2 separate regions of the Mus musculus genome follow, and region 2 is linked to region 1. A link is a loop called in an ENCODE intact Hi-C map of the cell type or tissue named here. Cell type or tissue: gastrocnemius. All regions are shown on one strand. Each heading gives the region's core, and the rest is flanking DNA. Links, peaks and the distances in the headings are about the cores only. Region 1 holds the start of Rsrp1 (arginine/serine rich protein 1). Region 2 holds the start of Maco1 (macoilin 1).

The links. Peaks named below come from ENCODE experiments on the same cell type or tissue, not always from the same donor. Only the 100,000 strongest peaks of a DNase experiment are listed, where the experiment ranks them.
Region 2: it touches region 1 in a loop (2.6-fold over the local background); 3 of 42 quality-filtered maps call a loop at or near these places.

What each region holds. Positions count from the first base shown.
Region 1 is chr4:134,913,761-134,930,328 of GRCm38, forward strand. Rsrp1 (arginine/serine rich protein 1) reads left to right here and starts at 9,865. Exons shown (of 5, transcript NM_023665.3): 1 at 9,865-10,007; 2 at 10,115-10,722; 3 at 11,533-11,672; 4 at 12,975-13,058; 5 at 13,171-13,610. The coding sequence starts at 10,167. The coding sequence ends at 13,287. Tmem50a (transmembrane protein 50A) reads right to left here and starts at 1,156. Exons shown (of 7, transcript NM_027935.2): 1 at 1,129-1,156. In gastrocnemius, for the core only: no CTCF peak of the experiment used is centred there; DNase peaks (open chromatin) are centred at 9,314, 9,780, 10,527 and 11,637; H3K4me3 peaks cover 4,322 bases; H3K27ac peaks cover 6,719 bases.
Region 2 is chr4:134,847,404-134,861,012 of GRCm38, forward strand. Maco1 (macoilin 1) reads right to left here and starts at 5,942. Exons shown (of 11, transcript NM_025382.6): 1 at 5,635-5,942. The coding sequence starts at 5,714. In gastrocnemius, for the core only: a CTCF peak has its summit at 5,750; DNase peaks (open chromatin) are centred at 4,713, 5,242, 6,000 and 6,555; H3K4me3 peaks cover 3,156 bases; H3K27ac peaks cover 3,740 bases.

The DNA.
Region 1 (16,568 bases), core at 4,655-12,654:
ATGAATGAAGGTGATTACCTTAACCTTAAACAAAAATGTACTGTCACAAAAATGACATCTCCTCAAAGATGTCACATTTTATTATTTCAAGTCCACTAGTTCTTTAAGTGAGGGCAATGATGCTTAGCCCTCCACAGCTGCTTTCTAAACCTTAAGCTCCCTACTAAAGGTTCCTATTTGATTTTAATAATAAGGACATGATAGACTTTGGTTTTAAGGTAAAAATGTAAACTTGGATGGAAAATACTTCCTCTAGGAATCTGCACATTTTATCCTACATCTGTGTCTTTCATGCCCAGATTAAGAAGAGAACGGCTCAACTTCGGGCTTTATTTCTATTTCGTTTTTTCTCCACTATTTGTCCCTTCACCAAGCCTGCCTTCGGATGTCATTACTTTGTAAAGGGCACTCATCTTACTATCCCTAACTCTGCTACTGATGCTGTTTGTACATTCCCCACAAAAAAGGGCAGGCCTGAAACGAATTCAGACTTAAATAAAGAACGTGCAGTCAAATTACCACGGTCAGCCGAAATTGTCTTAAATCCCATAAAACCCTCCTCCTTCAAGTTCAGCTGTGCAGACCCAGCCGGAGAAACGTAACTCATCTTAATTTCACAGATAAAACCTGAATTAAATACAACTCGCTCACAGTGAACACCCCAGATCTCACATGACTCCCTAAGGAAGGCGATTTCAGTTTTAGCCGCCTCTAAACAAGCTAAAGGGAAAAACTGATAGACTTTTGTGATGAGTTCGGGTCTGAAAATACACTCGTTTTTATCTAATGATTGGAAAGAAAAGCAACCCACTATGTGTAATTGTCGGTTCCCCCAATGGCCCACCCGAGTCCATTTTTCGTTGCACAATTCTTTGACATTTTCAAAGGCAGACCCGCCCTGCAGACTGGAGGAACAGGGCGCGGTTACGCGTGGGCCGAACCCCGACGCGCCACCGTCGGATGAGCGTGCCCAGCTCCACAGTTCTGGGGAAGAGTCCCCGCCACAGGAAGCGGCCCCGCAGGTCGCGGGATCTCAGCCCCGGCGGCGGCGGCGTCCAGGAGCTGGGGCACGGCCACTGCCGCGAGTTCGAGCCCGGCCCGCTGCTCCGCCCTCCCGTCCGCACTCACGTCCAAGTCCGGAGTTGGGAGTCGCGGCGCGTTTGGTAGCCTCGGTTTACTCCAGTTCTGCAAGAAAACAAAACAGCCACAGGCAATCAGACTCCCGGATGTCGATGTGCCGGTCCGCCCCCGAGTCAGTGCGCATGCGGATCGAGAGCGAAGGGCGGATCCCTGGGGTGCAGCCTATGGGCCACGCCCACCGCGCCGACAAGTCTGTGGGTTACCCGGACTCCCTTGTCACTGTGAGAAATGCTAGAGTGGAGCCTGTCTTCTGGGATGGGACCAAGGAAGGGAGGCAACAGTCCACCTGTACTGTTTGGTTTTGTTGTTGTTGTTACACTTTTTAAAATGTATTCTTCTTGTCATTGTGTAGAGATCAGACAGATCACCCACCCTCCAAGAGTGGTCCTTCTTTTCCTTTCGTCATATGGGTCCCAGGAATCAAACTCAGGTTATTTGACTTAGCAGCAAGTACCTGCTTTACCTGCTGAGCCATTTTTCCGGCCCGATGGTGACTTTAAGAGGGCTGGCATGGCCCTGCTGTCATCTCATGTTCACGTGGGTGGCAGGTAGTCAGGAGCCTGTGGCACAGAAGGTGGTTGGGTGGCTCACTGCCTTGCAGGAGGGATCATCTCTCCGGTCCCCAGCATGAAATCTATGTAGCTTTTGTTGAGAGGGGGAATTAGCTGATTAGTATTTGAAACTATACAATACCCCCTCCACACAACCCCCCTTCCCTCCTCCCCCGCCCCCCCGACTGTGCCTGAACCCAGGGCTCTACCACTCAGTCCAGGTTCTAGACCCATAACCTATTTAACTTTTACATGTTTTACATGATGAGTATTTTGCTTGCATGCACATCTGTGCGCCACTGTGCACTGTGCTGGCAGAGGCCAGAAGAGGTGCCTGGAACTGGAATTACAGCTGTTGTGAGCTACCGTGTGGGTGTAGAGAACTGAACCTGGGTCGTCGAGAGAACAGCCTGCACTCTGAATCATCGCGTCATCTTTCCAGCAACTCCAGGACCTATTTTTAAATGGACACATTTCTTAGCCCTAGAGATTAAAGGTTTATTGTGACTGGCTAAAGACTGGTTAATGTCTCAAGGTCAGGCAGTGCTCCCCCAGCCCTGTGTGTGTGTGTGTGTGTGTGTGTGTGTGTGTGTGAGCGCGCGTGTGTGCACATGTGTGTGCATGTAGGCATTTATTTCTTTAGTTGCTATTCTGGACCTCCCCATGCTAAGTTGACATTCTACCTCTGACCTCTGAGCCATCTCTCCAGGTCTTTTGCTTTTGTTTTTGTTTTTTCCCAACATGGTTTCTCTGTGTAGCCTTAGTTTTCCTGAAATTTGTTCTCTAGGCCAGGCTGGCTGGCCTTGATCTCAGAGATCTGCCTGCCTCTGCTTCTCAAGGGCCAGGATTAAAGGCCCACACTACCACCACCACCACCACCAAACCCAAATGCAGATCTTAATGAAAACTTTTAAATGTCTATTCATATTTTTTAACTGCTCTTAGTAAAGCTTCTACGAAGCTAAGTTCTGCAATGAAATCTTGCTGGAGGTCTGCTGGAGCTATTGGGTCCTGTCTGGGTAGAGCTCAGGGTTGGGTGAAGCTCCTAAGTCAAGATGCAGGACTATTGAAGCCACCGGGGCAGTGGAGGTGAAGGGCAGGCCACGGTCCACAGGGACAAACAGCCAAAGCTCCTTCTTCTTTGCGTTGTCTCTACTTCTTTACTGGCTGTATTAGTTACGTTGCTGTTTTTGTGATAAAATACCTCACTCAAAGCAACTTATAGGAGGTTATTTGGAATATAGTTCTGGAGGGAGGAATCCATCATGGGGCCAGGGATGTGACAGCAGGTGACCGGCACAGTGCTTTGAGCAGGAAGCTAGGGGCTTACATCTTCAACCCCAAGCATGAGGTAGGGCTGGAGACTTGGAATGGGGCAAGGATTTATAATCTCATGTCCTACCCCTAGTCACATACTTCCTTCAGCTGTACCACCTACGCCTCCCCAAACCACGCCGCCATCTGGGAACCAAATATCCAAATATCCAAGACGATGGGGGACATTTTTTATTCTGTTATACAGACCAATCTATATGAGTGGGTTCAGCCCCTGTGCATGGTACTCCATGAGACTATGAAGGAAGCTATCCAAAAGAGACCTGTACTTAGGTCAAACATCCTACAAGCCTGACTGGCAAGTCTGACTGGCAGGTCCAGGGCGAGATTATTCTGGGCTAAATAGCCCTGCTAAATAGCCACTTACTGCCTATCTCTGTTTGACTGGCATTCTTGAGACAAGCAGTTAAAATCCTCTTTGGAATATGCAGACACCACTTTCAGTTCCTCTTGGCTACCCATTGGCTACCCATGTTGTTGAGGTAGGCTGTTAGAATTACCAACCATCTGTGCAGTTCTGCCATGCATCCACCCGTCCCTTTGCCCATCTGGACCATGTCCTGCCCTTCACCTCCTCTGCCCTGTTGGCTTCAATAGTCCTGCATCTTGACTTGGGAGCTCGGCCCCGCCCTGAGCTTCAACAGACCTCCAACAGGGCTTCACTATCTTATTTCCACAGAGGAGTTATCTGCTCTATTATCAGCCTTCTGCTTATCTCTTCTTCTTCTTCTTCCCCCCCCCCCCCCCAGTTTTTTGAGACAGGGGTTTCTCTGTATAGCCCTGGCTGTCCTGGAACTCACTTTGTAGACCAGGATGGCCTCGAACTCAGAAATCTGCCTGCCTCTGCCTCCCGACTGCTGTGCCACCACACTCGGCTCTGCTTATCTCTTCTTCAGTGTCTCTCAAACACCTTAGACTCAGCTATGACCTCTTTAACCCTCTGTGGGCCTTCTGTAACCTACATACAGACATATATAGATTTACTGCATTCTGTGTGTTGTATGACTGAGAGTTATTATTAGCAGTTAAGATTGTTGTAAAGACCAGGCAGTGGTGACCCATGCCCTTTAATTCTGGCACTTGGGAGCTAGAGGCAGGAGGATCTCAGTGAGTTCAAGGCCAGTTTGGTCTATAGAACAAGTTCCAGGACAACCAGAAATACACAAAGAGAAACCCTGTGATAAAAGTAAAGAAAAAAAAAGAGGAGCTGGAGAGATAGCTCAGCAGTTAAAAGTGTTATTGATAAATATGGGCTGGAGAGATGGCTCAGTGGTTAAGAGCACTGACTGCTCTTCCAGAGGTTCTGAGTTCAAATCCCAGCTACTACATGGTGGCTCACAACCATCTGTACTGTGATCCAATGCCCTCTTCTAGTGAGTACTCACATATATGAAACAAACAAACAAACAAACCTTTAAACAAGAAAAAAAGAAAATTGGCATAAAGGAGCCTGCGTGTAGGCCTGGAGAGATAGCACAGTTAATACCTGTCAGCCTCCTGACAAGAAACTCATAGCTTCTGAATTTGCTGTTATTCCACGAGTTCTGAAAAGCTGGCAAGGCCTGATGTGTCCATCTCTGCTTCTGACCGAGTGTACTGATAATGGCCATGTGTTGATGCGAGTGTGAGGCCCGCCTGTCCCTTTCAGAATAGCCTGTTTGTTGTAGGTTATTTGATCACACTGTGAGCCCTGAGCTTGTGTTATTTACCGGAACAACTTGTTCTTAGGTGTGGTTTGGCTCATCCTTAGCACACAGCTCTGATCCCAGCCCTTTCTGATTGACGCTTGTAAACAGGACTAAATGAGGTTAACCTCGGGTCTAAAGCGGGGGCAAGCAGCCAGCTGACAGGAAGCCAACATGAGCTTATTTAGAAAAACGAAACTGTAGAGCATAAGAGGGAGCCAGGGTGCTGGATGGGGATGGCATACAGGAAATAGATGGGGAGGACATTGAGTTTGAAAGTTTTTTGGGTGAGAGAGGAGAATCATTCTGGAAAGTCTCTAGAGGAGGAAGGTCAGCGGGGCGGGGGGTAGGGGGGCTCTCTCTGCCTCTGAGCTACCAGGCCTTCACCCAGCATTTAGGTCCTGGTCTTTACTGGTAAAGTCCAACGAATGAGATTTTGTCTAAAAAAAAATAAAAAGCAAGCAGCTGGGTGGTGGTAGCGCACGCCTTTAATCCCAGCACTTGGGAGGCAGAGGCAGGCGGATTTCTGAGTTTGAGGCCAGATGGTCTACAAAGTGAGTTCCAGGACAGCCAGGGCTATACAGAAAAACCTTGTCTCAAAAACAAAAAACAAAACAAAACAAAAAACAAAAAAAACCCAAAAAACAAACAAACAAACAAACAAAAAGAACCCACCAAAAAAACAAAAACAAAAACAAAAACAAAAAAACCCAACAAAAAAACCCAACAGCTTCGGTGTGAGGTCTTATCTCTCTTTTTCTAATTAAAAATGTGTCTGAGCCAGGTAATGGTGGCACACACCTTTTAATTCCAGCACTCAGGAGGCAGAGTTTATGCTGATCTCTGTGAGTTCAAGGCTATCCTGGTCTGAAGAGCAAGTTGCAGGACAGCCAGGGCTACACAGAGAAACTGTCTTGAAAAACAACAACAACAAAAAAAAGTAAAAAACAAACAAACAAACAAAAGTTAAAAAAAAATGTGTGTCTAGTGCCTTCAGAGGTCAAAAGGTGTCTGATTCCCTGAGACTGGCGTTACCAATGGTTCTGAGCCACCACATGGGTACTGGAAACTGAACTTGGGTCCTTTGGAAGAGCAAGCAGCACATGATTTTTCCAAGATAGGGTTTCTCTGTGTATCCATGGCTGTCCTGAAAATCACTTTGTAGACCAGGCTGGACTTGAACACACAGACATCCCTCAACTGCACCAAAAACTCTTAGCTGCTGAGCTATCTCTGTTAGCATTACCCTGGACCCCGCATCCCTATTTTAGCCTTGGTAAAGATTGTGCAGTGTTCCTGAACTCTTGGGTCTGTCGCATCCTTTTTCAGAGCACCTAGCATCTTTCACGTTTAAACCTATTAAATTCCCTTTGGTAAGCTCCGCCTCCCCTTCCTTCCGATTGGCTCCTCCAGAAGCTCGATCCTAAGTGGAGGATCTCTCATCAGTCGGTTTCACCTCTAGTTCCTGATGCCCCGGGGATGGGAACATCTGCAGCTTTAACTCCAGTCAGTTAACTGTATTCAAGACACCAACACTCTGTCGGTCCTGTTTCCCACTGTTTCAAGATTGGCCTCTAGAATTCTTCTAATAATTCCTTTGTTTGAGACATAGTCTAATGGAACCCAGCTGGCTTTGAGCTTGAACTTCTGATTCTTCTATTTCCACCTCCCAAGAGCTAGGATTTTGGGTGTTTGCCACCATTCCTGAGAGTTCTGGTCACCATTGTTTTCAGGCACACACTTGACAGATACTATGAATTGTCTGCAAAGGCTCCTGCAGCCTCTTTTACGCAAAAACGGAAGCCTAGGACTGCAACGTGAGCAGGTTCACTAACTGTCCCTGCAAAGCTGCTTCCTCATTTGTAAATGGTGAAACTTGGGTTTCTGTTTGCCCACACAGCTTCCTGAGAACAGTCAGCAAGAGTCCTTGGTAGGCAGTTACTAAAGAGCATCCAGAGAATCCTCCTGCCTCTGCCTCAGCTGGGATTACAGGCAGGCCGTCACAAAATGAGAAGAAGAAAAAAGACATTGCATAAGAACTCAGCTACTGGGATCACACTTCCACTGTAAGGGTCTAAAAATCGCTGAAGGAAGACCACAGACTCAGATAGTATGCAAAAACAGAGAGCATTTATTCTGCAGAAACAACCAGCATTCTCTAAAATGGCGACCCCATTCTAAAATGGCGGCCCCAGACAGAGGCATGCAGGCCTTCTTAGAGGGAACCTGGAAAACTCTCTAGAAGTAATCCTTAAAAATTTTAAATTTCATCGGTGGTTGCCAGGGCTTCATAGGTGGTCAGTGGTCAGCATTCCTATGCCATGAACATTCAACCATGTGATGAAATAGGGCTGCACATCACAGATATTTCGCCATTTATGATTATCCCCAGGTTTTTAAAAAAGATTTATTTTATGCATGTGAGTACACTGTAGCTGTCTTCAGACACAGAAGAAGAGGGCATCTGATCCCATTGCAGATGGTTGTGAGCCACCATGTGGTTGCGGGGAATTGAATTCGGGACCTCTGGAAGAGCAGTCAGTGCTCTTAACTGCTGAGCCATCTCTCCAGCCAACTCCCCCACAGGCCCTTCTTTGGGAGCAGGTTTTATGATCTCATTCTGGATTTTACAGTCTGTTCCTAGAGCCTGGGTCTTATGACTTAGTTTCTGGGACTTATGGTCTATCCCTGAAGCTTGTGCCTTATGGCCTTTTCTGAAATCAGGCCTGGTCCTTACATGGAGACACATGGGGTTTATGTTGTTCTCTCACCTCAACTCTCCACAGTCTTTATAAAGGATTTAATCTATGGTATGGGTGTTTTGTGTTATGGGGTATCCACCAGAGAAGACAATTTAAGTCAATAGAAATTCTTTTTTGGTTGTTGTTTTTGGAGACAGGGTTCCTCTGTATAGCCCTGGCTGTCCTGGAACTCACTTTGTAGATCAGGCTGGCCTAGAACTCAGAAATCCGCCTGCCTCTGCCTCAGCCTCAGCCTCCTGAGTGCTGGGATTAAAGGCATGCGCCACCACTGCCCAGGTTAGAAATTCTTTATTTGCTGCTTATTGACTCCACTGGGTGTTTGGGATGCCAGAGTAGCCCTGAGCCTTTCTCAGGGTGATCTTTTACACACAAAAAATTTTATATATCCCGGGTTGATATAGTTTAGTTAATAAGAACACTTAGCCAGAAGCAGAAGTCCAGAAACCAAAAAGCAAGGTTGGTACATTTATAGACTCTCCAAGTACTATGGACTTGGATAGGACTTTTTGGTTTTGTTTTGGCACATAAGATCCCTGTCCAGGTGCTGGGTTTTATGGGCTGAACGGCACTTCCTTTATGGAGTCAGTTGGGCTGAGATCTGGGGTCTTGTTACCTTCTGCCTATACCCAGGTCTGTACGGTGTGGATGTGTGTTGGTGAGTGGTGCTCATCCTGGTACTGGAGGTCCAGATGGGTGTGAGCCGTCCGTCCTGTGGGTCCTGGGAGTCAGTGCTCTTTACTGCTGATTGTTTCTCCAGCTCCTGCAGTTTGAGAACTTTTACCATTGGTGGATGGGATGGGATGGGGGCTTCTGGAGGTTAGAGAACAACTTTTGGAAGTCAGTTCTCTCCTTCCACTCCACTGCAGGTTGTCAGTAGTGCTCCACAAGCATTTTTTTCTTCTTTTTTTAAAGATTTATTTATTTATTATATGTAAGTACATTGTAGCTGTCCTCAGACACTCCAGAAGAGGGCATCAGATTTCATTATGGATGGTTGTGAGCCACCATGTGGTCGCTGGGACTTGAACTTGGGACCTTTGGAAGAACAGTCGGCGCTCTCAACCACTGAGCTATCTCACCAGTCCCACAAGCATTCTTTATTGCTGAGCCATCCTGGTGGCCACAGTAAGGTTTTTATTTCTTCACTTTCGCTGTATATTGGGGAAGGAGGAGGAAGGAGGCACGAACAAAGAGTCCTTATTTCTGTCATCTCCCTCTAAAATCCAGAGCTTCTGTAAAACCCTGCCTAATTTCTAAGAACACCATCTCCCAATATTGAAATAGCTATTTCGTTCAGTGCTGTTCACTTACCCACAGTTTTCAAGGTCAGATATGCCTCATGACATTGAGTGTTTGGAATTTGCCCTGGAAATAAGATTAAATGTCCTGTCCTAATCACACTTGTCTTAGAACAGACCTATCGGGCTCAGGAAATGGCTTACTATTAAGAGCACTTGCTGCATTGCCTAGCACAAAGTCTGGGTTCCCAACACCCCCATACTTGGTGGCCCACAATGGCTCTGTCTTCGGTGGCATCCTGTACACACAAATTACTCTCTCTCTCTCTCTCTCACACACACACACACACACACACACACACACACACACACAATCAAGGATCACTGTTGCTCCTCAAAGGTCAACTGTGGTCGTTGGAATTCCTGTCTCGACCTCAAATTACCTTAATTAGCTCAAACAAGGCCGTTAAAGCAGCCTTTCTAAATTAAAACTATATCTTCGGGGTCCAGGGATACCCCTCCCAATCTCCACCATAGGAGGAGCCAAGAAGGGAAGCTGGGCAGCGGCTGGGGGAGGGAGGGGACGACACATGACCCGGGGACGACCGAGGCACGGGAACCGACTTGTCCTCTGTGTCCTTGATCCAGCTTTTGAGCCGGCTAAATTCTTTGCTACCCTCTCCTTTTCCCGAATTTCAAAATCGAAAGCAGGAAAGGAAGCCAAACTAAACCAAACCAAACCAAACAAAGAAAAACAAAGTTGGGCGTGGTGGCGCAGACCCCCTAGCTGAGAAGCAGAGACATGGGGATTGCCGCGAGTTCGAGGCGTGACAGGGGTACACAGCTAGCTCCTGTCTCAAAAAAAAACTCAAGATCCAAAAGCAGCCAAGGACCCCACAAACAAACAAACAAAAAACCCTGAAGTAAACAAATCCTCAAAATACCCGGATGTAGAAGGCGGGCGGGAGTGGGGGATGGGGAGGAGGCGCGGCCGTTGGTGGAGTGACAACTGACGCGCATGCGTGTCTCCAAGGCGCAGCCAACATCGCTTGGCGATTGGACGAGAGTGGGACCCGCCCTTTCGCACGGATGTCTGTGCGCATGCTCGGCGCCAGCTTCCAGTATTTTCGATGCTGACGTCGCCACTAAGCTCAGTCCCAGTCTGGACTTTGGCAGTGGAGGTTCCTGTGCTCTCCGGTCGCTGGAATCGGGAACCTCGCCCGCTTCGGTTCCTGGTCGCAGAGAAAGGTGCCCGCTTGGCCTCTCTCGCCCTCGCGAGCTCTTCATCCGTTTAAGGTGAGTGGGGCCGCTTGGTCAGGGACCGGTTCGCCCTGGGGTGTCGCGCACGCGCACTGGGCACTGCGCGCCCCACCTGGATGATAGACTCTTGACTTTCTCTGTAGTTCCTAGACGCCGTTGCGTTTGCGGACCGATCTCCGTTTTCAGAAGGGAGCCATGTCCTCGGCCGCCATGTCTAAATACGTGAACGACATGTGGCCCGGCTCTCCGCAGGAGAAAGCCTCGCCGTCCACCTCGGGCTCGGGCCGCTCCAGCCGCCTGTCGTCGCGCTCCCGCAGCCGCTCTTCGTCCCGCAGCTCCCGACGCGACTCCCGCAGCTCTAGCCGCTCGTCCTCGCGCAGCCACAGCCGGCCGCGGAGGAGCAGACGGTCCCGATCCCGGTCCCGCAGGCGCCACCAGCGCAAGTACAGGCGCTACTCACGCTCGTACTCACGCAGCCGGTCGCGCTCCCGCAGCCACCGCTATCACCGCGACAGCCGTTACGAGCGGCCGCGGAGGTACTACAAGTCGCCGTCGCCCTACCGCTCCCGGAGCAGGTCGCGCTCCCGCGGGAGGTCGCAGCACCGGTGGTCGTACTACGCGATCACTAGAGGGCGGCGCTACTACGGCTTCGGCCGGACGGTGTACCCCGAGGATCGCCCCAGGTGGAGGGAAAGATCCAGAACCAGGTCGCGCAGCAGGAGTAGAACCCCATTTCGCCTGAGTGAGAAAGGTGCGTTTTATCAGGTTGAGGTTTGTGCCCTTGGTGGGGGTGGTGTTGGGGATTGAGTTCTGGACGCTTATCACCGAGCCACCTCCCCAGCTCCTCCCCGCGTTTAACTTCCTCAGCGCGCTGTGAGTCAGCCAGGGAGTCATGTGGTTGAGCAGTTTAGCTGGGATTTCGTAAGATTAGGCCCAGGACATCTTAACATCTAGGCCTGCGTTTGTTTTGGTGCTGGAAGTCTTTTGAGATTTCTTGAAGTGAGAGAGAGTTTTTTGTTTAGTTAGTAGTTAGGTAGAATATAGTTTCTCACGTATTTCCTTTCACCTTGTGAGTAAAGTCCATGCCGGATGTGACCGGTGCAGTAACCTGAACTAAAGTCCATTTATGGCTGTGGTGGTCAAGAGAGAGGAGGCTCACTCTTTCCTACTAGCTGGGTGAAGTCAAAACACATTTTTTTTTTTCATGATTTACTCAAAAATGGGTTTTGACTGGCCTTTCTGTTAAGTAACATGGCAATTTGATGTTACAAAGTAGGTAAGTTTGAGCTTGTGTGCAGACTCTGTATCAAGATTAGTAGTCTAGATAACTGTGCTATAAAGTTTATCAAACACTTCAGTTTACAGAAATAAACATTTAAAGAAAAGGCAAAATAGGGCTGTTTGTCAGAACAAAACTAACTTGTTGAGGTAATTAAGGAAAGTTGGGTTTTTTTCCTCACTATAAAGGGATTTTTTTTAGAATTGCTTTACATATAAAGAGAAAAACATTGTTTTAGGAGAGGTACTTAGTAGAGGATAACGAATGTCTTAATGCCCTTAGATCGAATGGAGCTACTAGAAATAGCAAAAGCCAACGCAGCAAAAGCTCTGGGAACAGCCAACTTCGACTTGCCAGCAAGTCTCCGAGCCAAGGAGGCAAGCCAGGGGACAGCTGTTTCCAGCAGTGGGCCAAAGGTGGAGGTAAGTGCCTTCAGGAAGCTGCTGCCAGCATTTATTACCCTTTGCCAGTGAACACAACCCTCCTGGGGTTCTTTATATCATTTGTCCAGAACAAAACCTTAATCTGACAAGTATCAGCCTGTCTCACAGGAAACTGGGAGACGATGGACTACTTTCGTGTCGACACTTGGACACTTGGTTTGCTCTTTACACTACAGTAAAAACAGTACATTGTTGGTAATACTTTCTCTCCCTCTAGTCTCTAGAGACTGGAGTGTTGTCAGTAGTTTTCATGTACACCATTATGTTCCCAAGTCTGTGCTCAGCATACAGTATAGTTTATCTGCTTTATTTCTGTCTTATAGAAATCATGAATGTGGTCTCCAGACAGTGATGAAGAAAATCTGTTGGTAATTGATGATGGGTTCAAGTGTCAGAGTTTATGTTTACAGACTAAAGCTTAGCCATTGTTGAAGGGAGTTGGTGTGCATGCTAGAGTTTTGGGCTAGGGACTGTTTGTGTAAGGCAGTGACAGCTCAGCAGCCTAGAGGCACTGTCATGGTGGGCATCTGTGATCTAGACGTCCTTCACATGATATATGCAATATATTCCAGATGTTTTGAGAGATTACAGAAGAAGAGGCCTGCTTCCCTTGCAGATAAGTTTATTACGATTCTCCAGAACTACAGAGGGTGTGCATTGGCACACTGCAGTATATAAGTTAAACCTGGATCTTAAGGTTAATAATTTGGGCTGGGATGTAACTCAGTTGTAGAGAACTTTGTCAGGGTGCATAGTACCTGGGGTTAGCTCCCAGCACTGTGTAGACTGGGTTTAGTACCCCGCTCCTATGATCCCAGCACTTGGGAGGCTGTCCTTGGACAGCTAGGGGATAGATACAAGAGACTTGGTCTCAGAAACTGCTTTATAGAAACATAAGGTAAAAAATAACTATAATGAAGGTGGTTTGTCTGTCCATTGCTGAGACCTCAGGGGCTGCCTGGTCTTTGCTCAGGCAAAGAGGGGCTCCTTGATGAGTGGATTGCAAAAGCCTCACTTCTTTAGATGAAGCATTTTTTATTGTACTTACTCAAAATGAGGTATATCTACAACAGGAGTCGGGTATTCGTGGGGAACTGCGCCTCCCAAGTCATTCTGGCTAATTGGAAAACAGGCTTTTTTTGTTGATTAGCTCTTTAACTGTGACAATAGATGGAATTTGGTTTGTGTATCTACAGCTACATTTGTGTACGTTGGGCTTTTTTTTTTTAAATACAATATTTTAAAAGTTAAGGCTATGTTTAAAATTCTCTTCCTCTTTAGCATTCAGAAAAGCAGACTGAAGATGCAACTAAAAATACCAGTGAAAAGTCTTCTACACAAAGAAACATAGCCTTCAGCTCCAATGTAAGTGAACCCAAACATTATTCTTGAAAATTGGGTGTCCGGTATTTTATTATGTAGGCTTTGTGTGTGTGTTGATAACCTCTGAAGTTGATTTCAACTTACTGTCTTACAGAATTCCGTAGCAAAGCCACTGCAGAAAACAACTAAAGCTGCTGTTGAAGAGAAGTCTTCAGGATCACCAAAAATAGATAAGAAAAAAAGTCCTTACGGACTGTGGATACCTGTCTAAAGGAAAACTAAGGGCTGGGGTTGCCAAAACTGCACTTTACTGAGGGGTTTGTGTCCAGCATTAGATCGTCTGCCTGAGTGATCACAGCAGTAAATGTGATTAAAATCCATTACAGAAAGAGACTTAATGGGGACGTTCATGGTTGAGGTTTCTCTTGAAGATAGGAGGACACAGATGACCCAGAGAATTGCATACAGGTGGGAATCTTGTATATATCTGTAAGTATTGTATAGAATTGCTTATATACAAAGGTGAATTTTTTAAAGACACAGTTGTACACTGAATTTTGTATATTTGTTAATAAACTTTTTATTATTTGTCTTGATTTTTATGGATGTTGAATGTGTCTGTCTACATCTGAAGAAGAAACCTTCCTGAAAACAACACAGGGTTTATGAATTCATACTTTGACATTTGTGTGTTGCATTAGGGAGGTTGGACATTGGTTTCTTTTTTCTTTAAATGTGTATCCCCTCAGGGCTGGTATTGGAATATGCCCTAAGACTCCTCTTAATCATCTGTAACTCCAATTCTAGGGGACCCAGCGTTCTGTTCCATGGGATGTGTGACTCACATGTGGGCAAACTTGATACACATAAATAAAAGACTGACCTTTAAAAGACAGCATTAGTTGTGAATGGTAGTTTATGCTTTTGATTTTAACACTTGAAACAAGTAACAAGTAGACCCTTGAGGTTAAAGGCCAGTCTGATCTACATAGCAGGCTCTAGGACAGTGAGACTGTTAAACCCAAATCCCTCCTGTTGACAGTATCAAAAGATCTCATGCTTTAGAAATTAATGGCTTCAACTTGGCTACACTTTGAAAGTTCCCATTATCTTGTTTGGGAATTTGCCAATAAGCGATCCTTTAAAAAGAATATGAATTAGTAACCAACCAGATTAAGGAGAAGTTAGAATCGAGCTTGTCAGGATTGGCAGTGCTAGCATTGCTGTCACCCAAGAGACTGAAAACCCTGGTCTTAGTTTAGGGAGCTTCCACCCCAGGCGTGGTTAGGTCGTGAACACCAGGTGAGAACTCAACCTCCACCTCCCTGTTAGAGTTACAACCTACTAGTGGGTGCCTCAGGCAGGAGGATTTCACCCTGTAAGCTGAGCTTTGTCCAGCGTCTACTGAGAATAACAATATTCCCTACTGGGCAGAAAGTTTCCTGAGCTTTGCCAGGAAATGGGGATGAGAAAGTATTAAGTCTCAGTCCTCAAATGTGTTAAATTGACAGGAAAGCCAGCCTGTGTATTTGCATTTCCCAACAAATGAGCCACTGTCTATTTAAACACTAAATTCCCTGTCATCACAATTTGTAGTGTGACTAGCAGCTGCCTCTTAAGTACAAATAGTAGGCTGGGGATGTAGCTCAATTGGTTAGAATGCTTCCTGAGTTTCTGTGAACCCAGCATCAGTAACAGTATTTTAGCCCTTCTGGAGGCAGCCCAGGGGCCACATACACAAAGGCAAATTTGCTTTTCTTTTTTTCTTTTTGGGTTTTACTGTGCTTTGAGTAAGGATATACATAGCCATGGCTGTCCTGGAACTCATTGTAGATCAGGCTGGTCCTGAACTGGCCTTGAGATCCTCCTGCCTCGACTGTCCTTGTGCTGTTAGTAAAGGTATGAGCCACTGTGTCTGGTTAAGACCACCCAAAGAGTATAGGTGGCAAGAATGCCCCTATCTATCATTAGCATGCAATTGGACTCAGCATCCTTTGAAAACAAAGATTCACCCTACAGAAAACTTAAAAATCCAATCATCTAGATGTGTATTCCTGGTCACATCCCTTTCTTTGGCCGTTCTTTAAGGTAGCAGTGAATCAGTCTATTTCATATAGCCTTGGATGTCCAGGCTTGCCTCTAACCCCTCAGGTTCTGGGATTAAGGGTGTGGGGCACCATACTTGGAATTTTTTTTTTTTTTTTTTTTGATTTTCGAGTCAGGGTTTCTCTGTGTAGCCCTGGCTGTCCTGGAACCCACTCTGTAGACCAGGCTGGCCTTGAACTCAGAAATCCGCCTGCCTCTGCCTCCCAAGTGCTGGGATTAAAGGTGTGCGCCACCATGCCTGGTGAGATTTTGTTTTTTAAAGGAGGAATGAGGAGCTGGAGATGTAGCCTAGTTGGTAAATATCCAGCAAGGTATAGAACATATGTGGTAGTGCAGGTCTGTTATCCCAGAACTCTGGAGGTAGCAGTCAGGATCAGAAAATGAAGATTAGCTGAGGCTAATGAGGGCACAGGTATTTCATCCCACGAGAGGCAGTAGGATCTCTGAATTCAAGACCAGGATGGTCTTCAGTGAGTTCCAGGACGGGCAGACAGTATAGGGAGACTCAAGAAACAAAGACATATTAAAAGTGATTCAGAGGACGACAGTGACAGCAACTGAAGGTGGTGACAGATTTGTCAAGGCATATTGAGTATATGCTAGTTTACATATAAAATTGCAATTATAGAAATGAAACATCTCTGACATGAGAAGATAATCACAGGATGGAGATGGCTCAGTGGTTGAGTGTGGGCTGCTCTTGTAAGAGGCACCGAGTTTGGTTCCTGGCACACATTTTATCAACTGCCTGAAACTAGTCCCAGTAGATTCAAAGCCTGGCTGCTACACTGAAATGCACAGACTGGAGAGATGGCTCAGTAGGTAAGAGCACTGGCTGTAGTGGAAAGATGTTTCCATCCCAGAACCCACATGGTGGCTCAGGACCACCATAACTCTAGTCTGACCTCCGTCGGCACCAGGCATGCAGGTGGTGCATATATGGATGCAGGCTAAAACCCCATACATAAAAAAAGAAATAGGCCGGCTGTAACTTCCTCATTTAGAGGTATGTATTGCCTTCCATTTGATTTGTGGGGATTTTGTGTGCTAGTTAGACTCAACTCACCTGCCTCACTTCTTCCAGCCAAGTAACTCACTCATTTCTTTTAATCCAGAGACAGGATTTTTCTTTTCTTTTCCTTCCTTTCTTTCTTCCTTCCTTCCTTCCTTTCTTTTTCTTTCTTTTTTTTGGTTTTTCGAGACAGGGTTTCTCTGTGTAGCCCTGGCTGGCTGCCCTGAAACTCACTTTGTAGACCAGGCTGGCCTCGAACTCAGAAATCCGCCTGCCTCTGCCTCCCAAGTGCTGGGATTAAAGGTGTGTGCCACCACTGCCAGGCGCAAGCCAAGTTTTATTAAGCTTGAGAAGTAGCTTCCTACAGGGGAGGGGGACTCAAAAGAGAATTGCCCACAGTTTACATTTTTTTCTTGCCAGTGCTTAAGCTTTTA
Region 2 (13,609 bases), core at 1,229-9,228, 70 kb before region 1:
AAGAGTAACCAGAGCTCTGAGCCACTGAGCCATCTCTCCAGGCCACTAAAGGGCTTTTCAAAACACCTAATAAAACTAACCTACCAAAACTACTAAGACAGTAAAGGATCATACTGGAAGTTGGAGGAAAGTTTTTTTTTCCTAAATATTCCACAGGCACAAAATTAAAACACAAACATTTGAGTGTGACAATCTGTTTAATTGTAGTTTATAGAAATAATGAACCTAAGTGTTTATCTGAACACTGATTTATTCATTACACTCACCCTTCCCAGCGAGTCTCTAAAATATACAGAGCCTGTGCCTGGGTCCTTTATTGACAGGTCCGGCCTGTTAAAGTCAATGCCTACCAAGATTACAGAAATGCTTGCAGGCTGTGAGATTGCGACACTGGAATCTGGAGTTCCAGTTGCAGAACACATGTACAATCAAGGCAGCCAGCCTCCAGTGACTTTAATAAACATAGCCCAAAGGAATCTAAAGCCAGGTTTAGAAAACATCATTAAAGAGGCAGGAACAACAACCGAGTGAATCCTCCAGAGACAGTGCTGTGTAGACAAGGGTCTGGAAAAGGAAACTGGAAAGGAAAGGAGGGTGCAAAGACTGGTGGCTTCTAACCTGGAAGACCAGGAGACTGTTGTGAAAACAAAGGTAGGAGAGTCTCATGCAGGGCAGTCCTAAAGCCCTGTGCTGTCAGGTCCAGTACTACACTGTAAGCTTCAGGCACCACTTCAAGTGGAGCCCCATATAGGAAGTGCTGTAAGTTCACAATGAAGAGGTGCAAGCTTCAACCACCAGAAACAGAGACAGAAAACCATTTCCTGACGCTGGACATGCACATGTGAATTAAAATTCTTACTCTATTCTTTTAAGTAACAATTTTAAATATAGAGGCTTGAAATATACTTTAGTATATTTCTGCCCACATCTTATAATTAACATATTTTTACCTAAATACCTTCCTCTTTTAAAGTCTTAGAAGAGATAGGGTGACCTACGCAGAGAGTTGGACACCACACAACAGGCAGTCCCCCTCCAGGAGAATCAGCACTGTATTGAGATGCTTAGCAGCAAGCCCAGTGCACTGACTGGTGTTGAGGGCAGCATGAGGAGGGACTCACAGCCAGGAGTCCAGGAACTTCCATGTGTAGTAATTAAGGAGTTTTCATTATTAGTAACTTGGCTTTCATAATTTTCAAGTCTACCTCATTTGAGTTGGAAAGCATTTTCTCTCTTAGTAACAACTGTCTATTTCATAAAATAGCACAGGGAGAAACCAGCTGCTGATGGGTCAGGTGAACAACTACAACAAAGTTGAAGTCTGATCCAACAGAAACATTTTTTACTTGAACAGAACCCTAGTTTCTTTGAAAGCTCTAAGCCACTGTACAAATTTAAGAGTATTACTTCGGCCTACTAGACAGTAAATCCCTGAAAATTGAGACGTATGTCTTATCCTATAGCTTCCACAGCTCTACAAGGTAGGTTTTCTATGAATAGACTGTATTAGCTTATATTTATGTATTTATCTATCCACTTAACACCTGAATAGTGACTGCCTACCTGTTTGGTTCTATGGTAACTCAGCTATTTTTTTTTTTTAATTACACTTAATGGCAGCTCTTAGTAATAACAAAAACACCATCCCTGTTTCTTTCCTCTTAATCCTAATTATTAACTTGACTGGAATAACATTTTTGAGAGACTATTTGGATCTTTAGATGATGGACATGTTTGTGTATATAGTACTGTACATATACAATATATATATGTATATGTGTATGTGTATGTATATATATATATATACATACACACACACACACACACACACAGTATGTACGTACATATATGTATATATATTTCTCTAAGGAAGCATAAAAGGAAATAAGATTTGGTCCAACCAAAAGCCAAAGTTGACTAATCATAACATGGGGTCACTTGCTGCTCAGTGCTGCTTTAAAACAATGATTCTTGGGGCTGGAGAGATCCATGGCTCAGCGTTTAAGAGCACTGACTGCTCTTCTTAAGAGCAATGACTACTCTTCCGAAGGTCCTGAGTTCAAATCCCAGCAACCACATGGTGGCTCACAACATCCATAATGAGATCTGACACCCTCTTCTGGTGCTGTCTGAAGACAGCTACAGTGTACTTAGATATAATAATAAATAAATCTTTAAGCCGGGCAGTGGTGGTGCATGCCTTTATTCCCAGCACTTGGTAGGCAAAGGCAGGTAGATTTCTGAATTCAAGGCCAGCCTGGTCTACAGAGTGAGTTCCATGACAGCCAGGGCTATACAGAGAAACCCTGTCTCGAAAAAAAAAAACAAAAAAACAAACAAAAAACAATGGTTCTCAACCTTCCTAGTGCTCCGACCCTTTGGGGAGGGGGGAGGACTTTCCTCATTGTACCAAGAGCCGGCAGCCGGCGGTGACCCAGAAGCACTTCCCCAGGTCTGAGCAGAAGAACCCACCAGAATCCGGGACTCACTATATATATAGATATATATAGATATAGATATAGATAGTGTGTGTGTATATATAATGTATATGCATATCTGTATGTATGTATACACGTTATATATGTATATGCATATCTATGTAATATATGTATATATGTGTGTATATATATGTACATATATACAGCATTAATACAATACCTCAGATTAACACTCCCTAGCATCTTGGCCCTCAAACAGAATTCCAACAGAGCTATGATATTGACAATGAGAGATCTCCTCTGACAATCACCTCAGAAATAGCTGCCCATGATTAAAGCACCAGGATTTTTAGAGCAGTGGTTCTCAACTCGTGGGTTGCAACCCCTTTGGGGGTTAAATGACCCTTTCACAGGGGTGCCCTAAAACCATCAACATCAAAAAGCACAGGTATTTACATTATGATCCATAATTGTAGCAAAATTAGTTATGAAGTAACAACGAGAATAATTAATTTTACGGTTGGGGGTCACCACAACATGAGGGACTGTATTGAAGGGTCTCAGCTTAGGAAGGTTGAGATTCATTGCTTTAAAGCAGCACTGAGCAGCAAGTGGTCCCGTGTTATTATTAGTCAACTTTGGCTTTTGATTGGGTCAAATCTAATGGCCTTTCATGCCTCCTTAAAGAATAGGCTATAATAGCAATAATATGGTAAAAAAAATGTCTGAATAAAGCATTGGAATTTATAAGGAGTTCCACAACAAACTGTGTTTGTATATGCACATGTATATTTATATATCTTCAAAGGTCATTTAACGGGTGGGAGAAGTGAGCTTCAAAGTAGTGGATGTTCTACTCGTCCAAAGCATCAGGGCTGGGACTTTGAGTCTGGCCCAGGTCTCTGGTAGGCTGCAGTCCAGTGCTTTTCATCTTAGCAGCTCCCTCACACATGCCAAGGCACAAGAGAAGCGTGAACACAGTACGCCATGGAAGGTTAGGCTATGAAACAGAAGACTAGACAGTGGATATCAAAATTGTCAACACAGCCCTTGGGAAGAGGGCTCCTTTTTAATGAGATGAAATTGGCCAGATGTTCAGAAACAAAACAGGCAATAGATGGCATGAAACAGAATTGAATACAGACTTTAATTTGATGATCAACAGACATTTGATATCCATGAATCCTCAAATGTCCTAATTTATAACTAGCCCACTCATTCCATTTTCTTAACAAATATTGGAAGTTTTCCAACACAGTCCTTAAAAACGGAAAGGGGATAAAACACCGTATGATTTTCCCATTGCGGTACTCCATAACACAAAGAAACAGAGATGGGAACTGAAATACTCTGCCTCAAACAAAAAAGACAGGTAGACATATATTTATGTTCCTTTACTGACATTTAACAAAGAAAGCCCAACAGAGCTGAGAGCAGACAGAGCTGAAGCACCAATTAGGTTTTTGAAGTTTTACACATGAAACTGAATGATGGACGTAGTGTTTTTACTATTAACCTTTAGGGTAAGGAAATTCAAAGGCTAAGTAAGGCCCATTAGTATAACAATAGATCTTCATTAAAAGAGGAACTCCATGTCAACTGCTCCGCTGCTGAGTTACAAGTCATAAACCAGGTGTTTGTTTAAATAGGAAAAAAGCTAAAATACACCAGAAATCAGGCAAACAACACAGCTGTTTCCAATCTTGTCATGAGGGGGCTCATCTTCTGTGACTGTGAATAGAAATTCAAATACCACAGGGTCCTAACCTGCCAACTTTAACACACTTTTTCTATTTTCTATTCTTGCGCTGCTATTAATGGGAAGTTCTTCTAATGTTTTCAATGGCTAAGGAAAAAAGCCTTCCTTCATTCAAGAATTTATAGTACGCAGGCTTGCCTCCACCCATTCAATCTGCCAGAAAATTTTGGGTTTGCTTTTTCAGTTTTACTTATTGTCACATCTGATTCAACAACCATGTTCATCGGTTTTGCTAACAGCTGTGTCCTGACTGACTCCAACACTGTTGAGCAAATAGTATTCACGTTTGTTGAATGAATGGATGCGATCCGTGGCTCCTTACGTATCATCTAGCCTAGGATTTTGACTTCTTACTCCTTTTAAACTTGAAGAATCCCCCTTCATGGTTAGGTAAGTCACCTGCCTGTGGAGGGCAGCCACTTCACACGTGTAAACAACCGCATGTGTAAGGTGTACAGCTATGCTACAACTTGGATGTCATCAGCTACCGCCTGTATTTTTCTCCAAGATTCACAGCAAGACCTAAACCGTAAGGCGCCAAGAGGACTCAAGTAAAGCCTTCAACCGCATGCTGAGCACTCTCTGTCGTAAACTAATTACTTCGCCTCGGAAATAGGCATTTCCAGAAAATAACCTCCGCACACAAATTGGGCTTGGGGAAGCTGTGACAGTCACCGAAATGCCCCATGAACCTGTTGTCCTTCTGTCCAGGAGAAGTGGATTCAATTTCTATTTAAAGGGACACCACTTTCCTTCATGAACAGAGGATTTAAAAAAAAAAAAAAAATCCCCAAACCTGAGTTGGGCGAGAATCCCTGCAAAATATCTGCTTGCAATTGTCAGAATGTTTGCTGAGGAACTGAGAAAAGCCGCGGTCTGGAGCGGTGTCACCGGCACGATCTGGGGGTATCAGCCTTGGGCGCTCCGAGCCAAGGTGGGGACCCCGTGAGGCAGCAGAGCGCAGAAGAGTAGCCGGCGTGGCCCCGCCCCGAGCCCGAGGGTCCCGCGCCCCTGGCAGCTCCTAACTTTGGCGGCTCGCTCGCCCGGCCGCACGCGTCCACGAGCCTCGGGCAGCCAACCCCCGAGCCCAGCGTGACCCGGGCTCGGTAGGGGACCGAGCGCACAGCCTGCTGGGGACCCCCGGGCTTCTGGGCTCCGGGCCGCGGGGGTGCCGCCCCTCCCCCCGACACACCACCGCCAACGGCGGCCCCGTGGCTCCCGCCCGCGCCCGCCGCGCCCTCCGCCTGGCCCTCGCCACACCCCGTGGCCCGGGGCGGACCCTCGGCTGGCTGGCTGGCCCGGCGCTCCGCGGGCGGCGCGCCTCAGGAGAGCCCCCGGCGCGGGCATGCGGCCTAGTCGGGGGGTTACATAACGGGGCCGGGCCCCTTCCGAGCGGCGCCCGGGACCCGCTGGCCCACGCCCGGCACCGCCGCTCACCTGCCGTAGATACCCTCGGTGATCCGGTTCCGCTTCAGGGGGCGGCGGAGCTTACTGCAGTCGGCGTTCCGCCGCTTCATCCTCCCGCTGGGGGGCCGGTGCCCGAGCCGCGCCGCCGCCGCCGCCTCTCACCTCAGCCGCCGTCGCCCGCCCGCCCCGCGTCGGGCCTGAATCCTACCCCTGCGGCCGGTCACACAGACATGGAGCCAGCACCGGGGGGGAGGGGGCCAGGAGGGGGGCGCCGAGCCTCCTCCGCCTTCGGAAACAAAGAAATGACAATTCCGGGGCCCGCCCGCCCCGCACCAGCCAGCCGCCCGCCCCGCCTCCTTTGCCGCGACGGACGGCCCGCATAGCCAATCGAAGGCGCCGCCGCGCCGCGCACGGCCAATCCCGGTGCCCGCTGAGGCAACACGGACCCTTAAGCCCGCCTTTTTGAAGGACAGAAGGACACACCAATCAGGATAAGGCCTAGACGCGTGGCCGGGCCTATCAGAAAAGAGTTAAATAGAGGCTTATAAATAGGCCCTATAAATATAACATCCTATATTATGCCTTGTTGCGAAGGTACGCTTCGCGGTTATTGGGCTGCGTCTCGCCGTGGGGAGGCCCACGTCGGCGTACACCGTGTGGCGCGGCGCCGCGGGCTCCCGCCTGGCGTGTGAGAACCGAACGGCGTGGTGCGCTGCGTGTGGGGACCTTGCGCTGACATGTGCTTCAGTCAGCCGCGTCCTTATGTAAGAGGGCGTCCCGGGAGCGCCGCCGCGGCCCCTTCTGCGGGCAGCCGAGCACGCAGCCATACCGGCCGCGTCAGCCGGGCCACGAATGACAAAGCAAACCACACACACATACACACACACTCACACACACCCTGCCAGCTTCCCGCGACGTGGTGACAGCGCGCCGACCAATCGGAGGTGGTGGGGCGGGGCCTGTGCGGGTCCGCCCCTGGTTCGCGTCACCAGAGAGGGGCGGCCCCTCGGGTGCGCGCGACGCCGCGCGGGGCTGCCGGGGGCGTGTGCGGCGGCGTGGCCGGGCTCCACGTCCGCAGGTTTGCGCAGGCTGAGGGTTCCGCGGGCTCCTCCCCGGCCTCAGAGGCTGCGTGAGGCGGTCGTTTGCTCTTTCCGCCCACTAGCTCTGTAGCTTACCGGTGAGGGCGGAACGGCAAAAAGACAAGTGAGATGCTCAGCGGGGAAACGCGTTTGCTGCCAAGTCTGAGGACCGAGTTCGAACCCGGGAATCCACGTGGTGGGCGGATAGAAGGAACTCCTACAAGTTGCCGCCTGACCTCCCACACGCACGCCCACACAAACACAGTTCCTAAATAAGTTTGGTTTTGGTTTTTAAGCGGCAAAGACTACCGGGCGTTGTTGGTGGCGCACCACTTTGATCCCAGCACTGCAGAGGCATGTGGATCGCTGAGCTCGAGGCCAGCTTGGTCTACGAAGTGAAGACCGCCAAGGCTGTAACATGTACCAACAATTTATATAAACAAACAAATAATAAATAAATAAATAAATAAATAAATAGCAAAACCGGGGAAGTGTGGGAAAGTAGCCATAGGAAGCAAATCACTGGTGGCTCCTGACTACTGGCAGAAGCATTTTAGTGTATGTCTTACACAATTTTCTTGCTTAGTTGTTATTATTTCTATAAAATAGAATCGAGCACATAGTAGACATTTGGTTTCATATCAGAGTCTTCGTTTTACGTGTTGTTACAACCTTTTATAAAGATTTCTTTAAGAGGTTGCAGAATGCCCTAGCAAGTGGCATTGCCACCTCACCCCCTCAGTAACTAGAGTCCCCAGTCATCTAGCACACTTTTACTTTTTTATATGTCCAGTAACTCGATGCCATCTTGATTTGCCCTGGGACCACAGGCACCTCTCCTGGCCAGTGGTCACCCATCTTAGTCAACATCACTCCAAAGCTCTTAAGTTCCCATCAGTGCCTTCAAAGATTTCCCTGGTACCTGGAAGGGAAACCCAGTGTTGATGGTACCCAGAGTCTTAGCATGGGAACTTACTCTCCTCTTGTGAGCCACTCAAGCAAGCAATCCTTTTGAGTTGGTTGGTTGGTTTGAGACAAGGTTTCTTGCTTTGCCTTGGCTGACCTGTAACTTGGTCTATACACCAGGATCATATTTCTCTCTCTCTCTCTCTCTCTCTCTCTCTCTCTCTCTCTCTCTCTCTCTCTCTCTCTCTGTGTGTGTGTGTGTGTGTGTGTGTGTGTGTGTGTGTGTATTTCTTTGATTTTCAAGATAGGGTTTCTCTGTAGCTCTGGCTGCCCTGAAACTTGCTTTATACACCAGACTGGCCTCAACCTCACAGCGATCTACCTTCTGCTGCCTCCCATTGTGCTAGGATTAAGGGTGTGTGCCACCATGCAGGCTTACGTGCTCTGTTTTAAACCCAGCTACCAGTTTGCTCTTCCCTTCTTCCCTTCTTTCTCCCACTTACACCGTCTCTGGCAGTGTGTTAAAGTAGCTAGGGTGAAGCTTGTCCGTCCACCATGGAGGATCAAATCTATACCCTGTGGAGATGCAGTTTTGAAAAAAATGGCAAGGATTCCTGCTGTTTAAGAGCAAGCTTGAAATTCCAGTTTGGCCACTTACTAGCTTGGGCAAGTTACTGAATCCCTCAGAGCCTCTGATTACACTGAGGTCTGCCTTAAGGATGAAGGATAATGAGCCCTCAGAGCCCAGCATCATGCTATTGCTGAAGCAACTCCCTGCTCTTTTCTTTTTCCTCCTTTTTTTCCCCCTACCCAACCCTTTCTGTTGTTTGCTTTACTTGTTTGTTTTTGTTTTGGACCCTGAAGTTTGAAACAAGGTCTCCTTTTACAGCCCAGGCTGACCTTGAACTTGCAAATACCCCCTTGTCTCAACCTCCAAAGTACCAACCAGTATTTTAAGCACAAGCTAACCTAACCAGCTCTGTTCTTTGTTTTCTTTTCTTCCCCCTTTGAAGACAGGGTCTCCTTGTGTTGCCCAGGCTGGCCTCTGAACTGCTGAGTTCCCCCTGCCTCAACCTCCCCAGGGCTGGCATTACAGGTGTGCACCACCATGCCTTGCTCTCAAGTGACTGCTCTTTGGACGTGTGCCTCTCTGACCTCTACTCCAGCGTAGTAATACCAGATGTGGAAGCATTAGAAGCTTTGCCCAGGTTTGTCCACCACTGAGAAAGGAAAGAAACAGAATGTCTGGAGTAGCCAAGACTTCAGCTGCTGCAGACTGATTCACAAAGGAAGTACAGGCAGTTGGCGACATGAATGCATTGAGGGGAGCAGATAGTTGCTTAGGTCCTGGCTCTAGACACTGTGATGAACATCCTTCCTCCCTGACAAGAAGGTTCTGGATCTGGGGGCCCAGCAACCGCACTTTCTTCTGCTCGGCTTGTCTTCCCTGGGCTCCCACTGTAGATTAGACAGATGAGCGATTCAGAGGACCAACAACACAAGTGCTGCAGACGCATCAGTTCCTGGAGCTCACAGTGCAGCCTGCCACCAGGTTCCCAGCAAGGGTGCTCTAGAGGTGTCAGAACTGTGCAGGGAGAAATGTGCTGTTGCTAGGAGAAGTAGGAGGGTGTGGCCAAGGTTACTGTGGCGAACCTAAATCAAGCAGAGAAAGGTTGGACCGGCTCTCAGAGTGATGGCTGAGAAGCAGCCATCAGATCGCCTGGAGGTGTGGGTTTCCGGCCCAGCCTGTAACTGGCTCAGCAGGAGTGAGGATATTCCAAAGGGTTGCTCAATTGCAGCCTTGACTCATCAGACTAGGAAAACAGTAGCCCCCAAGAAATTGGAATCCCACAGGAATAAACTAGGCTAGGAGAAAAAAGTCTGAGGCCCAGGGTAGCCAGAACAGGGGCTTCAAGGAAGTTTTACAAGTTCACAGAGCACCTTGTTGGAGAGCATTGAGCTGACAATCCTGGGTCAAGGGTGGGCAGGAGTGCCTCTTGACCCAGACTGTGTATCTCTTGCACACCTCTGGCTCTCTGTAGGCCTTCTTGTTAGGACTGAATTTGAACCTGTGGAGGGGTAAAGGGGGAATCACTGGATAGCTTTGTCCCTTTCCACAATGTGGCCAGAAAAATAAATCTGATTTTTTCTCTATTAATGTGTCTGCTTAATCAGCTTATGGAGGACAGGTAACCCAACTAGCCTGTTGAGCTTACCAGGGCCTGGGCTCGGGACTCCAGGGACACCCCTTATTCTGTGTCCTTGTGTCACCTGTCTACTCTGTGCCAGAATCCACTCTGGAGCTGCTTCTAGCCTGGTATTAGCTCTGTTTTACAGAAGGCTGAGGTCCCTGACCATCATACCTCATGGAGCCGGTAGCTCAGCACCAGCCCACGAAGGGGGGGGGGGTATAAACCTCTGAGCCTGCCAAGCTGATGGCAACCAGAGTTGGTGTACAGTGTCTGCGATAAGAAGGTAAGAAAACTCTGTTCTTTTTTTTTATGTTTATTTATTTTATTTATATGAGTACACTGTAGCTGTCTTCAGACACACCAGAAGAGGTCATCGGATCCAATTACGGATGATTGTGAGCCACCATGTAGTTGCTGGGAATTGAACTCAGAATCTCTGCAAGAGCAAGCAGTGAGTGCTCTTAACTGCTGAGCCATCTCTCCAGCCCCCACGAATGTATTTTGATTAGATATTATTTATTTGGGAAAGGGCTGTGCACAGCATGTATAGACCAACGCTCTTTCCTCTTTCTGCTGTTATAGGTTAGCTACAGTTATCAAACACAGGTGGTCGCACCTGGTGGCAAGTGCCTTTGCCCACAGAGCCATGTTGTCAACCCAAGAGAATGGTCTTCTTGCCATGAGTGGAGGGACAGGCCACAGGCCCAAAGAGGACTTCCTTCTCCAAGTTCTTCCTTTATGCTTCTCAGACCAACAAGTCACTAGTCTCTTGGGCTTTAGCCAAGTGGTCCCCTTCCCCCCCCCCCCCAAGCCCTGAGATAGCCTCTTGAGATCCAGAGAGCACGAAAGTAAGCGACTTATAGCAGTGTCTTTTGAGAACATACCCCACCCCTTCTCAGTTGCTTCAACACCCATCTGAAAAGCAGAGGGGGTCAGCAGTGGCCATCTCACAGATGATTAACAAGAGAGATGATATGCTCTCAAGTAGGTTAGGGTCTGGGTAGAGCACTTGCCTGGTATGTACAAAGTCCTCTCCTGCCTCTCCTAAGTCAGGTATTCTGGTAAGTACCTATGGAAGCAGGGAATAGTGGAAGTAGGAGGATCAGAAGTTCAAGGCCAACCTGGGCTACAAGAGTCTGCCACTTCCGTAGTTAATCTTGAATGTCAACTTGATGAGATTTAGAATCACCATTTGTGTATGAGGAAGTTTCTAGATTTGGTTAACTGAGATAGAAAGACCGACCCTGAATGTGAGCAGTACCATTCCATGGCCTGGCGTCCCAGTCCCAGGCAGAATAAATAGGAGAGAGTGAGCTGACCAGTATTCGCCTCTCTCTGCCTCTTGACTGTGGGATGCAGTGTGACCAGCTGCCTCAAGCTGCTGATGTCATGGCATCCCCGTCATGATGGACCATACCACAGACTGTGAGCCACCATAAGAAGCTGGCCCTTCCTTCCCTCCTTCCTCCCTCCCTTCCTTCTGCCACTTTTTTTTTTCTTTTTGTAAATAAAGTTTTATTGAAATGCAGTGTCGCAGCCATTACTTGTTATCCACGATGACTTTCATCCTACAATGGCTAATTGAATTGTTGTGTTAGAGTTCATTTTGCCCACAAAGTCTAAATTATTTATCTTGCTCTGACTCCTGTCTTTTTTTGTTTTTGTTTTCTTTTATTGAATATTTTCTTTATTTACATTATAAATGTGATTCCCTTTCCAGGTTTCCCCTCTGGAACTTCCTATCCCATTTGCCACTTTTATTGGGTATTTTGTTTTTGTTTGTCACAGAAGCTAGAGAAGTAACCAATAACAACTGTCTAAACTCAAAACAGAGGTGCGAGGTCAGATGAGAAGTTAGGCCTGTCCTTCCTGACACATCATGAGGACAAGAAGCTGGGACTTGCATTTGGCTTTCAGCTGAGCTCAGAACAGAGTTGGAGTGATCCTGCTTCACAAAGAAGGAAGAGGCCTTGCCACCCCAACCCCACCCCGGGCATGGCATTTCCCTCTGCAGCTTCCAGTGGGTAGCACTGGGTAGCATTGGCCCCAGCTGTCTTGAGCTCTGTACCCAGCAAAGCCCAGACAGCTGACTTACACATGCCTACCCTTCTCCCCAGGGAACCTATTGAGGAAGGGAGCTCACCTTGGCACTCAGAACCAGACAATGTGGCAAGGATGGTGGCTTAAGCCTGTAATTAGAGCAAGTGGGAGGCGGAGGCAGGAAGATCAGGAGATTGGGGCCATCCTTGACTAGAGAGCATCTGAGACCAGTCTGGGTTATGTGAGAGCCTGTCTGGTGGGCAACAGGAAAGGCACTGAGACTGCAAACAGCCCAGATGCCCCACAAAGCAAATCGGTGGGATGTATTGCCACACGTTCCCACTGGGAAGTCTGCTTAGCGTGGCGCACAGCTCGCCAAGGCGCTTAGATTACATTTATTTTTTGAAATTGGGAAGGACCGAGGGTCAGAGGCCAAGGTTGAAGGGATTGGCTCTCTCTTTCTGCCCCCTTGGGTCCTGGGGGACCAAGCTTGGGTCATCAGTCTCAGGATGATTAAGTAAGGTTCAACAGCTTAACCCTTGCTGAGCCATCTTGCTGCCCAGGCACTTCCCACTGAAGCTCTGTAGGTGATAGACGTTCTCGCAACCCTGTTGTGAAGGGGAGATTACTATTGATACCATAATGTAGGTTAGAGGCTTTCTGCACAGAGAGGTGATGTCACTTAGCCTGTCCCTTTCACACAGTAAGTGAAAGAGTTGGGATTCAAACCCATGCCATCTGCCCCTACAGCCTGGACTCTTAGTCACCACGTTAAAATGCTGTAGAAAAGACCTTGCTGCTTGGAAACTGCTTTGACAATTAGGCCTCCAACTCTGTGCTGTAGAATTCTGTTTGTTTGGTTTTTTTAAAGATTTATTTATTATTATATCTAAGTACACTGTAGCTGTCTTCAGATGCACCAGAAGACAGTGTCAGATCTCACTATGGATGGTTGTGAGCCACCATGTGGTTGCTGGGATTGAACTCAGGACCTTTGGAAGAGCAGTCGGTGCTCTTAACCACTGAGCCATCTCGCCAGCCTCCAGAATTCTGGTTTTATTGGGGGAGTTGAGTCTAAGTCCGTGTGGATAGGAAGGCGCCTGAAAGAAGCGTACGGAAAACACTGTTTAATTGTATTTTGGTGATGGAAGTCAAACCTAGGGCCTTACACATGCTAGCTAAACATGAGGCACACCCCCAGCCCTCACCTCCTTTCCTCTTCACGCCAACTTTCTGAGATTGACACTTTACAAAGACAAAAACCAGAGAGACTTATTGTCTTGCCCAAGGTCACAGAGCTAATAAATTCCAGAGTCAGGATTTGAACCCAGATTGCTTGACTCCAAAGCTCATAGGTGTTGACTGAATGATCATACCCAAGGCCTAGAGCAAGCTCACACCCTTGGTGTGCTCAATCTTCCAGAGTAAGAATGGAGACCTCACCTGGACCTTAGCCATTACCACTCAGGGGAACAACCTGGAGGGAAGAGTTGCTATTTTGACTTTGTGAGGATGCAGGTTTTTACTCCATGGTTATTGGCTCTGCTGATTCTGGGTCTATGATAAGGGCAAGCTTCACCATACTGGCAGCAAGTAGCAGGGTTGCTCACCTCGTGATAGGCAGGAAGCAGAGGGAAAGAAAATACAGGAGAGACCCATTGCCCATTGCAAGACAGAGCCCCCAAGGAAACACCTCCTCTGACCTGCATTCTCTAAGAGCTCCCACCCCCTACCTTTCACCACTTCCCTACAGGCCATTCTAGAGTGAAACTCACAGGACAGACAAAC